Linked DNA regions of Homo sapiens: region 2 is linked to region 1. The links are chromatin loops, found by intact Hi-C in ENCODE. Cell type or tissue: ascending aorta. All regions are shown on one strand. Links, peaks and the distances in the headings refer to the core of each region. The heading gives the core; the rest is flanking DNA. Region 1 has its middle 210 kb from the start of EPHA4. Region 2 overlaps LOC105373900 (a long non-coding RNA gene).

Region 1 (8,340 bases), core at 90-8,089:
CTCTCTGGCTCAATTAACAAAGGGGGACAGTGCCCAGCTTAAGATCTGCAGGTTGACAGTGCAGGGGTGACAAGAAAATGTCTTTTTAGTCCCTCTCTGCACCGTTCTTACCCAACAGTGCTTTTTGAGTGCCCGAGGTTATTTTAGGAATCGCCATCATTTTATGCTGCAGTTGCTTCTCTCCCTGGTGAAAACCCTGGAGTGTTATGCAGCTTTAATTAACAGTGAGATGTTGTGTTTTGGATGGAGACCAAGGTATAGCCCTTCGGGTACCTTTTTGGCACTCATTACAGAGATTGTAAGGTGATTCCATCTCTCTGGTGTTCCTTAGGCAAGACAGAGATGCCGAGCTGAAGTGTACATGGGCAGCAACGTGGGAGCGCTCCTCAGAAAGCCGTGTTTTCACAAAGACTATTGGCTGTGAGAGCCAGGGTACGTGCCCTGCTCTGTGAATCCAGCCCAAGATGCTGCAGTGGGCTCCTTTCCTCTCTCCCTCTCTGCATTCTCAATCCCGTGGGTCAGAGGCCACCTGCTCTCCAGCACAAACGCTCGGTGGATAATGTGCACCTAGCGCCTCGCTGTCAGAGCTCCAGCGGTTCAGGGCACAAATGTTGCCTTTGGCCCGATTAATGGAAAAAAATAAATTATTCTACAGTGAACCTGCTGAAGGTATGTGTGGAGCCGAAATTACAAGGATTTTATCCTTTAGTTTTTCCCCTAACTTTCCTGTTGGTACAAAGTCAGCAACACTTAACTAGTTTTGTATTTTTTTAAAAGGGAGAATAATGGGTCTGTTGATACTAATTTGGATTTTTTTTTTGATGACCCCAGAGGTAGTTCTTGATTAGAAAATTATATTAGTAATAGAAATGCCTCTTTACTTCTACCCCATATGGGCATATCAGGGTAAAAATAGTCTGATGGTGTAATTTAGGTATTCTCCACTGATCCAGATGCAAGATCCATTAAAATCATTATGTGCCAGACACTGTGGAAGGAGACTTTACAGACATTATATCATTTAATTCTCACAGTTTTGTGCTGAAGCCTCATTTATAGGTAAGAAAGTTGAGGTGAGGAGTTAGTGAATGGCACAGTAGGGATTGGAAGCCAGGCCTTTCAATTCCATGCTTGACACTCTTTCCACTATACACATACTGTCCAGGACACATCACAGTTCACTGGGAAATGCCCACTTTAAAGAAACAATTTTCTCAGCAACTGGAGGCCAGGCAAAAAGGAGAGCTTGTGTGGGAAAGAAGGAGAGGCAAATAGTATGGTGGGATGAGAAAGAGAAAGGGAGAGAGACAGGCACACAGAGAGAAATACACACGGGGAGAAATGGAGATAAATACAAAGAAAGTGAGAATGGACAGGATAGAGTGGGAATCACAGCTGTGGTGGAGTCTTCCGGCCCAGGATGCATCCTTAGGAATGTTTGGATGTTTCACTCTGTAACGTGCTACTTATAGTTGAAATTATGAACCTTATTGTTGAATTGTGAAGAGGCTTAAATTATGAGTGTATCCCAAATACATCTTGGCTGGCTTGAGGCCAGTCCTGCCCATTGGTGTATCTCTCAGAACATACATCTGACTTCAGTGGCTAAGTAAATTGTGTAAATCCTTTTTTTTAAAAAAAAAACTGATTATATTCATTAATTTTTTTTAATTTTTTGAGACATGGTCACTCTGTCACCCAGGCTGGAGTGCAGTGGTGTGATCACAGCCCACTGCAGCCTCAATCTCCCAGGCTCAAGCAATCCTCTCACCTCAGCCTCCAGAGTAGCTGGGACTACAGGTGCATGCCACCATGCACCACTGAGTTTTTTATAATAATTTTTAATAAAGACAAGGTCTTGCCATATTACCCAGGCTGCTCTTGAACTCCTGAGATCAAGGAATCCATCAACCTTGCCGTCCCAAAGTGCTTGGATTACATGTGAGAGCCATCATGCCTAACCTATTCATTTATTTTTAATAAACCTATGTAAGTACCTCTTATCTTAAGAATTAGAACATTACTAGTAACTGTGAAGCCCTCACGTTTTCTTCCTGATATCATCTTGTTTCCTCTTCATTGAAGTTAATCATTTTTATGATTACTGGAATAATTACTCCTCATTTTTCTATTGAAAATATTCAATTTTTTAATTGACACATAAGTATACATATTTATGGGACACATAGTGATACATATATGTAAAATGATCAGATCAAAGTAATTATTAGTCTATTTTTCATTATACTTTGACCAACTATGTATACTATGGGCATAGTACACATTGCATTTTAAATTTCTAAAAAATTTTAACCTTTTTTTATGGTAAGAACACATAAAATCTATTTTCTTAGCAAATTTCAAGTAGCTAAACACAGAAAGAAAAATATTGCGTAATCTTACTTCTATTTGGAACCCCAAAAGGAAAAAAAAAAAAAAGATGAGCACCTAGAAACAGTACAATGTGGTTACCAAGGGTGGGAAGGGGCAAAAGTGGGAAGATGAAAGGGTACAAAGTTAGGGTTATGTGGAATGAATAATTCTTAAGTTCTAATGTACAGCATGAGGACTATAGCTAATAACATTGTATTATATTTTGGAAATATTTATATTTAGTTTTTTTTGAAAGAGTGTTGCTATAGGTTTGGATGTTTGTCCCCCCTCAAGCCTCACATATTATCCCCACAGTGGGAGGTAAGGCCTAACAGGAGGTGTTTGGGTCATGGGGGTGGATCTCTCATGAACAGCTTAGTGCTGTGCTTGCCGTAATAATTTCTTCGTCCATTGTTTCTCACGAGAGCTGGTTATGAAAAGGAGCCTGGCACTCCTCCATTTCCCTCTTGCTTCCTCTCTGGCCATGAGATCTCTGCATGTGATCTCATGCCAGCTACCCTTGGTCTTCCACCATGCCTGGAAGCAGCCCGAGGCCTTCACCAGATGCCTGATCTTCCAGCCAACAGAATAATGAACCAAGTAAATATTTTTTTTTAAGAAAAAAAGAAAGAAATGACCCAGCCTTAGGTATTTCTTTACAGCAATACAAAACAGAGTAAGACAAATGTGCACAATTTTAACTACAGACAGCACATTACAGAGCAAAATATCCTAAAATTCCTTAGAATACCTTCTCTCCAGAGATCCTATAGTAGCTGTGCTTCCTACTCTGTCCCACCCACTCTCTTTTTGTGTGTTTCTCTCTGTGTGTATTTCTCTCTGTGTCTTTCTCCCCTTCTTTTCCTGGTGCCATGATGCCACTTGCCTCTCCTTCTTTCCCATACAATTACTCCACTCAAGTACTCCCCTCTCAACTCGTGCCCCTCCTCTTCACACAGGGCCCCCAGGGAAGTCTGTGACTGCTATTAATCTCATAGGGAACAGGCCTTGGAATTTCAGTGAATAAAATTCTCCATCTCATTATATAGGTTAATAAGCTCCTACAGCATGTTCAGATCCTATGAAATATTAACGACGTGACACAGAAGTTGTAGGCGGAGGGTATCTTATGCTTAGAGCATTTAGGAGCCTTTGCCAATGGAACATCAATCAGAAATCAAAACAAAGCATTGTTAAATGCATAATAAAAACTCAGTGGAAAAATATTTGATTTCTAAATGTCTGATATAGGAAGCAAGTTCTGGGGAGACCATTCATTGCTACTTAAAGGGAGATGTATTTAAAATTGAAGATGTATGTGACCTTCCCACTAGGAAATAAACAACATGTTTGGGTTATACAGAACAAAGCAGAAAAATCATTTTGGAAGTCAAGTAGTAAGTTGTAAAGTTAACATTTCATGGCAGCAGTTTTTTATTCTACAGTGTATGATAGGCAGTGGGGGCTAAGATTAGCACTCAGCTTCCAGTTCACAACTTGGTGGAATCAAATATCTTTCTATGAGCACAACTCTATGGCAAGTCCCCCACTGAACCTCTCAGAGCAATGGAGAGGTTTGAACATAAAACCAAAGCTCTTCTAACTGAGGTTCCAATTTTATGTGCTCCTTAAAGATAAATGTAGATTTAACTTTTACACTTTAGTGTCCTGCGTTGACCTGGTATGGTAAAAATAGCAACCCTGAGCAAAGAAACCATAGAAGAGTTTATTTCTTTTCTTGTGTGTGTGTGTTTTTTTTTCCCTTTATTCTTTTTTGGCCATGATAAGACACTTAATTGCTGCAATACTGTCGTTTTAGGAGGGATATCTCAGTGGTTCAAGTAGGACAAGACAGAGCCTGACGCTTCTGGCAAATTCAAAACTGTGCAGCTAGACAGTATTTGCCAGAATCTTAGTCCAAAGCCAGAGGTTCTCCGCTGTTTACGCAGATTCTCCATCAGATTAAAGTTGTTCCCACCTTTAAATTTTAGAAGGATAGTTTGGAGACTGTTATGACTATCCAGACACTTTGTACATTTGAGAAGATCCAGAATTGTCAGATAGCAACATTTTTTTCCTTTCCTTTCTTTTTTTTTTTTTTTTCCTCTATACTTTTGGATGCTTAAATAATTTTTTTCTTCTGCAGACTTCGGAAAGGGACTGCTTGAGTTCCAGAAGGCCAAGAAAGTTTCAAGGAAGGAAGAAAATAAATCACAGGATCAAACTAAAAGTCATCCATCATGGACCAGGTCTGGACCCTAGGTTCCTGGGTCAGGGAATAATAATCATGACACTGTAAACTTCTAGTGGGAGGAATCATAATTCATAGGCTGACTCTACCATTACTCTGAACTCCCTTTTCATTTGCTTCCTGTCCTAGCTTTCCTTGAAGCTAAAGGTAGCCATGTGACACTGTGTTAGGCAATGGAACTTCAGCAGGAGTCTGCTGGGCTGAGTAAGAAAGGCTTTCTTATTTAAAACAAACAATATAACTTGCGTCTGCCTTTTGGCCCTGCCTTGAATGCAGATTCTGTGCCTGGAGACCACAGCAACCATCTAGAGAACATGAGGGAAATGCCAAGACAATGGCAGGAACCTTGGACCCGGCCGGCATCACTGAGTCATGGAACCAAAGCCAGTAGCGGCCTCCTTCCAAGGAATTTGTTAGTTAATAATGAAAGGAATTTATCTATTTGAACCACTCTATGATGGATTTGCTGTTGCTTGAGCCAAACAGATTCCTAACTGATACATTGCCCTGGCTAGTGCCTAGCAAAATGACTTTCAACCAGCAAGAGGGAGAGAAAACACAGGAGCTCAGGCTTTAATAACCATCTCAATAGCCATCATTCTAAAATCTGCTTCTCCAGTCCCAGTCTGCTTTCTAAATTTTAGAACCGTGTGTCCTATGGCCTAAAGGGTATTCCCAACAGGCTAACTCACAGTACCTCAAACTCTTCTTTTACTAAACTAAACCCCCGTTTTCCCCCCTAAATCTGTTCCTCTGATTTGAATTCTTAATTTAAATTAACAGGATCACAGTCCTCTAACTGTTGAAGTCAGGATATAGGCCCCACCCAATGGAATTCTATTGAGCTTGCACCATTTCAAAGTCCTAATGACAGATCCACAACTTTCTCTGTACTAGAGTTTTTTTGTTTTGTTTTGTTTTGTTTTGTTTTAAACCTGGAGATTAGTCACATAATGAACTGAGAAAAAAATGCACAATGACTTCAGGTTTACTCACATCACTGCTCCTCCTCCTGCTCTCATATCTTCAGACTTAAGGACAAAAGGGAAGGGGAGAGGAGAAGGGAAGTATTCTTACCCTGATAACTGGTTCTTCCTGGATCTGCCCAGCTCCCTGGCCTTGGTGAGGGAAGGGGCCCCTGGAGAGGGCAGGGTTCAACAGCCAGGACTTTTCAAACGACAAGAAGATAATAGGAAAATATCGCTCAGAAAGAAGCTACGTGAGGACCAAAATATTAAATCTCTTTATTTTGTTTTGCTTTTTCAAATTATACAGTCTAATCCTACCCACAGGTGCCATTAATATTGGCTCCTCCCTAGAGACTCAACTCCAACCAGCAAAAGAAAATTTTAAAAATGCTTCGGTTCACATAACTCACCATAAAGGTAGCACTGGAGCTGGCCCTAGGGTTGACCGGAACGGGGAATTGACATCCCTTCAGAAATACCTTGCCTGTCAGCTTCATTCTCTCAGTGCAGACAGGCTGCTTCTCACTGCAGTCCACAGGTCACCAGCCTTTCAGCTCAAGCCCAGAGAGAAAAAGTCACCTCTCACCTCACCTCAGTCCAAAAAATCCCAGAAAAATAATCACTAGGCGTTTTCTGAGGTCCTTGAGGACAAGGTTTGTACACATAAAAGACTGTGTGCAGCAACTTGGTTTCTAAGATAAATATTCAATATACTAATGTAATGGAGTTTTTTTTTTCTTCCAGCTTTTAAGTTCAAACTACAAATCTTATTATTCTATCTATAAATCTAATAAAATTTTAAGGGATACTTTACAATTTTGGCAATTAAGTTCAGTTAAACAGTCTAAACCACATTTATAAATGTAATATATATGATTTTCTTTTTAAGTACTTCAAATACTTCACTAACAAGCAAAACTTTTCCAAGAACCTAAGCAATTCTTATAAATCTAATAAATTAAACTTTTAAATATCGTGACCCTTAAGTTCTCTTAAATCTTTCAATACTGTTTACAAACTTAGCCAGCTTCTCCTGGAACTTTCTAGTCTAAAATCAACCACTAAATTAGACATTTAAACTAGAATCACATGGCTAATTACAAGGTTGACTATATGCCAGAATCTTTAAACGTTAAAAACACTTTACAAACATTACAAACACTTTAAGTATCAGACATACTGCAGTTGTCTTAAATTCAACACAAAAACGTTGAAGAGTGTGGGTTTTGTTTACTTCATCCTCCTTGTGGTTAACTCTAAAATCTTCCAAGGTTGGAAAACACCTGATAAGGAAAGAGTTTTATAATTCCCAGAAAACTGGAGCTACCTTCCCACTGATTGGTTTTTCTCATTAACCAGAAATTTAGACACAGACACTAGGGACTAAAGCCCTTCAACTTGATAGTCTTAACTTTCCTGACAGGCAGGATGAAGTCCTTTTATGTATATATGTATGTATGTCTTTATTTATTTATTGTAGAGATCAGGGTTGGGGGTGGGGGGGGGGGTTCTCATTATGTTGCCCAGGCTGGGCTCGAACTCTTGGCCTTAAGCAATCCTCCCACCATGGCCTCTCAAAGTGCTGGAATTTCATGTGTGAGCCACCGTGCCCAGCTGAAAGCCCTTTTTAAAACAATCAACAGTTAGGGAATGCTAACCCCATGTCCTAAAAATGGGGCCCATATAGCTGAACTGAATCTCCTGAGTTAAAGCTAAACTGTTTCCTAATTTATTTGAAACGTCTTTTACCTATCATCACCTGTTTTGAGTTCATGAGTTTAGTAACTTCTCGTCTAGATTTCTCCTTCACTTGATTGGAATCAGTTAATCTATTTAGTGTTTGATTTCTATGCAATCTGCCCCATGGGCTACATCTGCCAAGGCCATTTTAAAAACAGGAGGTAGAAGGACTCTAGGTATTTTGGTCACGTGCCCACCTGCTGGGCCAAGTGAGCTGAATTTCTGGTTACTGTACCTTTTGACCATGGGTCCACAGACAGGGTAGGGAAAGAAGAGAGAAACAATGAAGTCGCTGTTAGGAGAATAACAAGCAGCTACTGGCAATAGTTCCCACTCTGCCCACATCACACACCCCTTCCCAGTTCATCTCCATTCTATGGCCAGTAAGATTTTTCTCATATGTAAATCTGGCCATGCATGTTTGATATGGTTTGGCTGTGTCTCCACCCAAATTTCATCTTGAATTGTAGTTCTCATAATCCCCGTGTGTCATGGGAGGGACCTGGTGGAAGGTAATTGAATCATGGGGCCAGTTACTCCCATGCTGAGATTCTCACGATAGTGAGTGAGTTCTCACGAGATCTGATGGTTTTATGAGGGGCTTTCCCCCTGCTGCTCAGCACTTCTCGTTGCTGCCACCATGCGAGGACGGATGTGTTTGCTTTCCTTTCTACCATGATTGTAAGTTTTCTGAGGTCTTCCCCAGCCCTGCAGAACTGTAAGTCAATTAAATCTCTTTCCTTTATAAATTATCCAGTCTCGAGTATGTCTTTATTAGCAGCATGAGAACAGGTTAATACTATCTTTCTCATTAAAATCCTTGAGAGACCTTCATTGTCTACACTGTGGGATTGTACTACTCCATTCTTGCATTGCTGTAAATACCTGGGACTGGGTAATTGATGTTTTTAAAAAAGGTTTAACTGGCTCATGGTCCTGCAAGCTATACAGGAAGCAAGATGCTGGCATCTGCTTAACTTCTGGGGTGGCCGCAGGAAGTTAAGGTGG
Region 2 (8,340 bases), core at 329-8,328, 160 kb after region 1:
AATAAATATTCTTTTTCTTTTTTCTTTTTTCCTTTTTTTTTTTTTTTTTTTTTTAGACGGAGTCTCGCTCTGTCATTCAGGCTGGAGTGCAGTGTTGCAATCTCGGCTCACTGCAACCTCCGCCTTCTGTGTTCAAGCAATTCTCTTCCTCAGCCTCCCGAGTAGCTGGGATTACAGGTGCCCGCCACAACGCCTGGCTAATTTTTGTATTTTTAGTAGAGACGGGGTTTCACCATCTTGACCAGGCTGGTCTTGAACTCCTGACCTCATGATCCACTCGCCTCGGTCTCCCAAAGTGCTGGGAATACAGGCGTGGGCTACTGCGCCTGGACTTTTTTTTTTTTTCTTTTTTTTTTTAGACGGAGTCTCGCACTGTCGCCCAGGCTGGGGTGCAGTGACGGATCTCAGCTCACTGCAACCACCGCCTCGCCTCCCAGATTCAAGCGATTCTCCTGCCTCAGCCTCCTAAGTAGCTGGGATTACAGGCGCCCACCACCACACCTGGCTAATTTTTGTATTTTTGGTAGAGATGGGGTTTCGCCATGTTGGCCATCTGGTCTTTAACTCCTGACCTCAGGTGACCCACCCGCCTCAGCCTCCCAAAGTGCAGGGATTACAGGCATGAGCCACCGCACCCAGCCGAAATATTCTTTTTCTAATGCTTATCTATAGGCATATCCAATTCAGGGAAAGGAAATGTGAGCTCTTTGGGAGATGCAGTTTTGGAATTGAACTCTGGAAGATATTTTGGATGTGAGGGCTAACTGCGACTTTTAATAATATTAATTTCTCACAGTAGTTGGGTGTTTTCCAATTTAAAAAGGGCTGACATTTACAAAAATGTATTTCTTTAGAAAGGTATGAATCTGGTAAAAGAGAAAATGATTGCTTTGCCCACTGGGGAGGTGCTTGGGGAGACTTCCTCTGCCTCATGTCACCTGCTGGTCTTTTCTGAACTCCATACTTGGGCGGGCATCCAGCACTCTAATCCATACCACACCCTCCTCATTTTGGCTCTTGAGAGAAAAACTGGTAAACAGTTTGGTTTTAGACAGCAAGTTCATGCCTTTAGTAATAAGGAAAGCTTATTTCTAACTTCTCTGAAAAGGATATAATAATGCCTTTAATAAGGAAAGCTTATTCTGACTTCTCTGTAAAAGAAATAACCATAATGCTTTTGTTGAAGTGACATCACTGAACTATAATTATTTTCTAGTACAGAGGGGTGTGTAAGGAGGAATTTTGTAGAATATGTAATGTGCAGTAGTAATCCCAGCTACTCGGCAGGCTGAGGCAGACAATTGCTTGAACCTGGAAGGTGGAGGTTGCAGTAAGCCGAGATCACGCCACTGCACTCTAGTCTGGGTGACAGAGTGAAACTCGGTCAAAAAAAAAAGAAAGAAAGAAAGAAAAGAAAGAGAGAGAGAGAAAGAAAGAAAGAAGGAAGGAAGGAAGGAAGGAAAGAAAGAAAGAAAAAGAAAAAAAGAAAGAAAAGAAAGAAAGAAGGAAAGAAGGAAAGAAAGAAAGTTCAGAGTAGAGGTTTTTCAAGATATTGTGATAGTTAACTTTATGTGTCAACTTTGCTAGGCCACAGTCCCCAGATATTTGGTCCAACATTATTCTAGATGTTTCTGTGAAGGCATTTTTTTAGATAAGATTAACACTTAAATCAGTAGACTTAGAGTAAAGCAGATTACCCTCCGTAATGTAGGTGGGCCTTACTCAGTTAGTTGAAGGCCTTAAGAATAATAATAATAATAATAATAATAATAACAACAACAATAATAAAGCCTGATGTCCCCAGGGGAGAGAATTCTGCCAGCTGACGGCCTTTGTTCTCCACCTGCAACATCACCTCTTTCCTGGGTCTCCAGCCTGCCAGTCTACCTTGCAGACTTTGAACTTGACAGCCTCCACAATCATGTAAGCCAATTGCTTAAAACCTCTCTCTGGGTGTGTACACACACACACACACACACACACACACACACACACTCTCTCTCTCTCTCTCTCTCTCGGTTCTATTTCTCTGGAGACCCCAGGCTAATACAGATATTAAGAATATCTTGCACCATGACTATTCCATTAATAAAATTCCATTCTCATTTTTTATTTGAAGGAGAGAAAATCATTTTATAAATCAAGAGGATGTGCCAGTTTACAACAGTTTTGTCCAAATGCCAATTTACCCTTTCTTGAAAAGGTACTCTTGAAAGAAGATAGAAATCTCCACCCCTTCCATGAGCCACGGAATTAGTAGGGAATCCCTTGATCAAAACTAAATGTCATATTGGTATTCAAGAAATTTTCCATAATTACACATGAATTCAATAAGAATAACCCACCTGCTGCAGGGTGTGAGAGGGAACCTGACAGAGAATAAAATGGAAAGACAGAGCTGGTGGCACCAAATGACCACAGTCTACCTGGTGCAGGGGATGGACTCTGGAGATAGGGTGGATTCCAGGTATTAGTAACAGCACAGTGACAAGAAAAGCTTCAAGTAGCTCATCCTACCAAAGTCACTTTACTACCAATAAATCACAGAAATCCCAAAAGCATTGCATTCAAATCATAAGAAGAAAAACCTCTTACCTTCAAAACTCTTTCCCCACATGCAAATCCCTGGTGGCTTAGCTTAAAAGCCAGAAGCATTTGAAAAGAATACTATTTATCTATTAATCATGGATTTTTCTGCCAACTTTTTCAGACTAAAGATTGTTCTGATATGTAAGAAATTCAGAAGAAACACTAGATTTGCTTTTAAAAGAGTAAGCTTCCTTTATAAAAAAGATTATATTTTACTGTACAAATTAAATTAGGAGTTATTTTTTTCAAAAGCACTGATTTCTAAATTTTTTGACTATCATATTTCTACAAGTGTCATTTAAACTACTAATCAAAATGTTCAAAATAACTGAGTTAAAGTAAAATTTAACAAATACATATTTCACAAATTAAAGTGTCTTTAGGTATGCAACCCTAACCATGAGTGTATATTTAGAAATTATATTCTTGTAATATTTACTAATGTGTCATGACTGTTATAAAACAAATACAAAGGTAGAACATTTTAGAGAACAGTGTAAAAAAAAATTTTGAAAGATCTAGTATTCTTTCTTTATTCCACAATAGGTGGTCTTGTTTAGACCCCACATAGAGGAAGACTGCCATAGAGAGCACCTCTTCAATTTCTGGCCATCTGAACTCCTATAGAGTATTAATCTACTGGAAATATAAAAGTGATAACTTTATTTTAGCTTGATAAATACAAATCAGTCCAATGTGGCCTAAACTATTACTATAAAAATTGTTCTAGAAATTCCTTTATCATAGTGATATCATACAAATCTCTGACTTTTCTCCCTGATGTGTTTCTGGGGAAAGTGCTTTTCTAAAGTCCTCAAGAAGCCACTTCAGTACTTCCTCAGAACATAGTTTCATATCTCTTTGTTCAGTACATTTATCTTTGCTGCTTTTTTAAATGGCACATCACATTCTACATTTGTGATTTATTTTTTAGCCCTTCTGTCTCCCACAATACAAATTTAAACTTCCAAGGGCAGGCAAAGCGTCTTCTGTGCCTCTCATTGCTCTGCAAGTAATGGGTGATCCTTAGAGTCATGTTTACTCAGTTCTTCAGAGAAGGAAAGTAATTGATGATCTCACTCTGGTCAGAGAAAGCAAAATAACTTTAATGGTGTCAAACAAATCGCAGTGGCCTTTATTCATAATGCATTCTCTTGAAAGGCCAGCTTGCTGCAAATATATGCCCTGGACCAGCTGAGCAATAAAAAGAACAAGGGTTTGTGACACAATGTTCCAGGAAGTCTGCCAGCCACAATTCTGAGCCTTCTGCAGGGTAGGAAAAGGGCAGCTAGCTTCAAATGCAAGCAAGCCCAGGAGAGAATGAGAAGAGCACAGTGTACCCTCAATACTTGTCAACCCTAACATGAGGATGCACTTGGTCACCATTTTCCAAAAGGAAGGTCAGAACCTCTGAACCTTCCTTGTGCAGAAGTTTTGAAGGTCTGAAGGTGTGTTAGTGGTCCACAGATTCACATTCAAGATACTCAGAACAACAACAAAAAAATCAGGACTAAATTGAGCATTATGATATCATTGTTAGTCATTCCTCCAGTAAAGTAATGAGTTATTTACTATAAAGTGTGAAGTACATGGGAGAAAGTATTATGCTGCAAAGGACCATGAAATTTATTTTGTTTCAACAGAAAACACAGTATCTCAGAAATGGAAGAAAATTTCTCTGCCCAACTCCTTTGTTTATGTCAATTTTTTTTTTTTTTTATTTAATAGGTGAGGAAGCTGAGCATTGGAACTTGTATATTTTCTGAAATACACAAGTAGCTAGTGGAAGTGTCAGGATTGGATTCAGGGCAGAATAACACAAGAGCTAACACTAAGAACTAATTTATTTTATATTTAGTCCTTAGGTCTTTGAAGTATTAATATTTCAGTGTTAAATAACTGGGGAGGTGGGAAAGGGGACAGGAGCAGAAGAAATGTGTTGATTTGCCAAGTCATTTCAAGACCAAGACTCATATTTACATTTTATTTTTGATTGTAAAATTATTACATTTGTGGTAATAAGTTACATCACTATAGAATTGCATTATAAAGACAAAAACCACTAACCTCAAGAGTTGTCGCCGGTCGGCGTGATCCTGAAGTGTGTGTGTTCGTTTCTCAGGTAAAATATGGCTAAAAGCTTATGGAGTAAGTGGAAAAGAAAGATGCGTGCTGAAAAGAGAAAAAAGAATGCCCCAGAGGAGGTCAGCAGGCTTAAAAGTATTCTCAAACTAGACGATGACGTTTTAATGAAAGATGTTCAAGAGATAGCAACTGTGGTGGTACCCAAACCCAAACATTGCCAAGAGAAAATGCAATGTGAGGTAAAAGATGAAAAAGATGACATGAAAATGGAGACTGATATTAAGAGAAACAAAAAGACTCTTCTAGACCAGCATGGACAGTACCCAATATGGATGAACCAAAGGCAAAGAAAAAGGCTAAAGGCAAAGCGAGAGAAAAGAAAGGAGAAAAACAAAGCAAAAGCAGTGAAAGTGGCAAAGGGTTTGGCCTGGTAGACTCTTAAAACCTTGGAAAATGCCACATGGGATAGATGACGGATTACAATGTATACACGTGTATACTTTTATTTCAACTGCCACCAAATGAAAACCATTTGTTTTCCTATTTTAACTTGGCCTTTTTTCTTCAATTCAAACCCAGCATAACTCCTCAAGTTTGTTTTGGGAACTTGAATAAAATATTTTCTTTGATACAAAAAAAAAAACATTTGTCACTGTAAATAGCTATGCAAGTATTATTTCAAATCTTTTTCTATGTTAGCCTAATACGCATGCACACACACTCATTTGTATGATACATTTATGCACATATATAAACAAAAATGTTTTTTGTTTCAAAATGGGTACATACTAGGCAAATTGCTCAGTAATTTGCTGTTTTTCACCTAACAATAAATCAGAGATGTCTTCCTATGGCAGCATGCATAGATCTGCCTCGTTCTTTTTAATGGCAATATCATATTTCATAGTACGTATGTACTGTTGTTTATTCTCCTATTGAGGGAAAAGTAGGTCAGTTCCAATTAGTTACTCTTAAAGAAAATGCTGCGTTAAACATATGAACCCCAATTGTGATGCTATTTCTTCAGGTCAAATATCTAAAAATGGGATTGCTGGGTCTTATTGCTGAATTATTTTAACAAGACTTGTAACACAGGTGTTTGGGGTTTTTGTTTGTTTTCAGAGGGGATTTTTCCTACACATTTAAGTAAAACCTTTGAGAAACTACTTCAACTAGATGCTGAATTACACCTCTAGTGTGTATTCTCTTGTTTTCTGAGTCCACTTTTAAGATCTCTTAATTATAAGATTTTTTAAAATTTATCTTGAAAAGCAATATAATGAATGAAAAATGAGTACAAGTCCACGAATATTCATGTCCCACGGTACATGTTTGGAAATAACTTTCATTTTCAAACTCTGACCTACTTATGACCTTCAAAGTTATACTACTACACTGTGATACAAAACAGCTTTACATCACAGACTCTAAAACAAAAGAGCAAGTATCAAAGATAGCATATTTGATGATATCAACTGGTCCTTCTTCACCTCTCACTCCTCTCTTGATATTTGCTAGGCATCCCTAACATTAAATTTTAAAATCCTTCACATGCGCCAGGTGTCACATATACCCCTGAGACAGCAGCAGTTACAAACCTATTCAAGCATGCTGCAGGAAAACTTGATCTTAGTCCATTAGTACTTTGTAGAATTTCAAATTGGAAAAGACTTTAGAATAAAGAGAGGAAGAAAACTAACTTTTACCAGAACACCTGCATGTGTAGACACTCCTTGGAGATCACCTCTTCTGTTTTTCACAGCCTTCTTGCAGGGGAACTATCCATGGATCCTAAATGAAGATTGTTCAAGGAAACTTACACAGCTGGTACATGATGGATCGGGAATGCAAATCCAGATCTTCTGACTCTAAAATCTATGTTTGTTCTGTTCCTGGAACTGCCTTTGTAATTGTCCATTCGGAATAAATGTTCTCTCATCTATACCAGCAGTCTCCAAACTTTTTAACACCAGGGACCGGTTTTGAGGAAGACAATTTTTCCACAGACTGGGGGTGCAGGATGGTTTTGGGGTGATTTAAGCACATTACATTTATTGTGCACTTCATTTCTTTTATTATTACATGGTAATATATAATAAAATAATTATTCAACTCACCATAATGTAGAATCAGTGGGAGCCCTGAGCTTGTTTTCCTGCAACTAGATGGTCCCATCTGGGGGTGATGAGCGACAGTGACAGATCATCAGGCATTAGATTCTCATAAGGAGCATGCAACTTAGATCCCTCGCAGGCACAGTTTACAATAGGGTTCATGCTTTTGTGAGAATCTAATGCCACCGCTAATCTGACAGGAGGTGGAGCTCAGGCAATAATGCAAGCAATGGGGAGCAGCTATAAATACAGATGAAGCTTTGCTCGCCTGCCCCTCACCTCCTGCTGTGTGGCCCAGTTCCTAACAGTCCATGGACGAGTACCGGTCCATGGCCCAGGTGTTGGGGACCCCTGATCTACACCATATAGGTGAGAGAATGTAAGTGTTTTTTCTGAAGCCCACATAGCTAGCAACAGTGCTAACTTCCAATCCAACATGACATCCAGTGAGATTGATGGGTTTAGTGTGATTTTGCAAATGGCCTTAATCCCGCCTAACACTCAATATTAAAATAGGTTTCTGTCTCCTCCTGCTGCTTCAGAGTCACTATGTTCCTATCTGTCTCCAGGGTCTGGGTTTCTAATGTGGACGTCACAAACATTCCTTCTGTCTAGTTACTTTCTCTCTAAAGGCTCTCCATTTGTCCACGGTATGAGCATAAACCACAATTGCATTTTGTGTATTTCTTTCCATTTTCACTGCAGAACTTAAAATCCAGCAATATGTAACACCAATCTTAAATCCACACATGGCCAAAGAGAAAGGAGAAATTGAACAGCATGTTGTGGTTGACATTGCTCAGATACTCCAAGGAACTGGAATAGTAATTTTACAGCTGAGATGGAATTAGGGCTCTCAGTTCCAATGATGAAGAGACAGGTCCCTGTAGTGGCCTCTTAGGAAACCATTGCAGTCCCCATTGTCATTAAAAATACTCATAAACTCTTCAGCAATAAAGTCTGTGGCTGCTATCTTCTGGAACTTCTGAAGAGGCTGACTGAAACTTCATGTTTCAGAGACTTTTTACAAATAACCACTGGATAAACAATAACTTCACCAAGGTTCCCCTTAGTTTGATTTTATCTTCAGTTAGCTACTAGATTTGAGCTGTAGCAATCTGTACATTAGATCCACATACTGCATAGCTTTTTTCTTTACTAGAAATTTAAGACTATAAGAGGGCTCTCATTATATTTAAAGCATTCATCAAATGAACAAAACTAAGTGGGTTTAAGTAGAATTTACTATACACACTTAGAGGAACTAAATAACTGACCCTTTCCTTCCAGTTAAAGGCATCAACTTGAAAATTATGTACTATTGTATTTTCCAGTAAATTGGAGATAATAATCATAGTAGCAACTTTTTGTCTATATATTAAAGAAGACCCAGGAAAAATGAATTGTTTTTTAGTTTTCTTTTGAAATGTATCTTCCACAAATAGTTTCTGGAACTCTTCTATATGGCAAAATCTGTAATTCAGGCTTCAGGGCCTCTGTTCTCACTGTCTTTCTTGCTACATGGAATGAGCAGAAAGATATTCATGAAAGA

Evidence for each region. Hi-C counts contacts between places; a loop is a spot of excess contacts. Peaks named below come from ENCODE experiments on the same cell type or tissue, not always from the same donor. Only the 100,000 strongest peaks of a DNase experiment are listed, where the experiment ranks them.
Region 2: a loop joins it to region 1, with 8 times the contacts of the local background. A loop is called at or near these places in 2 of 110 quality-filtered maps.

What each region holds. Positions count from the first base shown.
Region 1 is chr2:221,774,886-221,783,225 of GRCh38, forward strand. No RefSeq gene overlaps it. Among named protein-coding and RNA genes, the nearest start is that of EPHA4, 210 kb to the left of the region's middle. In ascending aorta, for the core only: no CTCF peak of the experiment used is centred there; DNase peaks (open chromatin) are centred at 435 and 4,966; H3K4me3 peaks cover 471 bases; H3K27ac peaks cover 1,110 bases.
Region 2 is chr2:221,939,505-221,947,844 of GRCh38, forward strand. All of the region lies in intron 1 of LOC105373900 (a long non-coding RNA gene), which reads right to left. It also overlaps the pseudogene LLPHP3. Among named protein-coding and RNA genes, the nearest start is that of CCDC140, 350 kb to the right of the region's middle. In ascending aorta, for the core only: no CTCF peak of the experiment used is centred there; a DNase peak (open chromatin) is centred at 3,837; H3K27ac peaks cover 1,581 bases.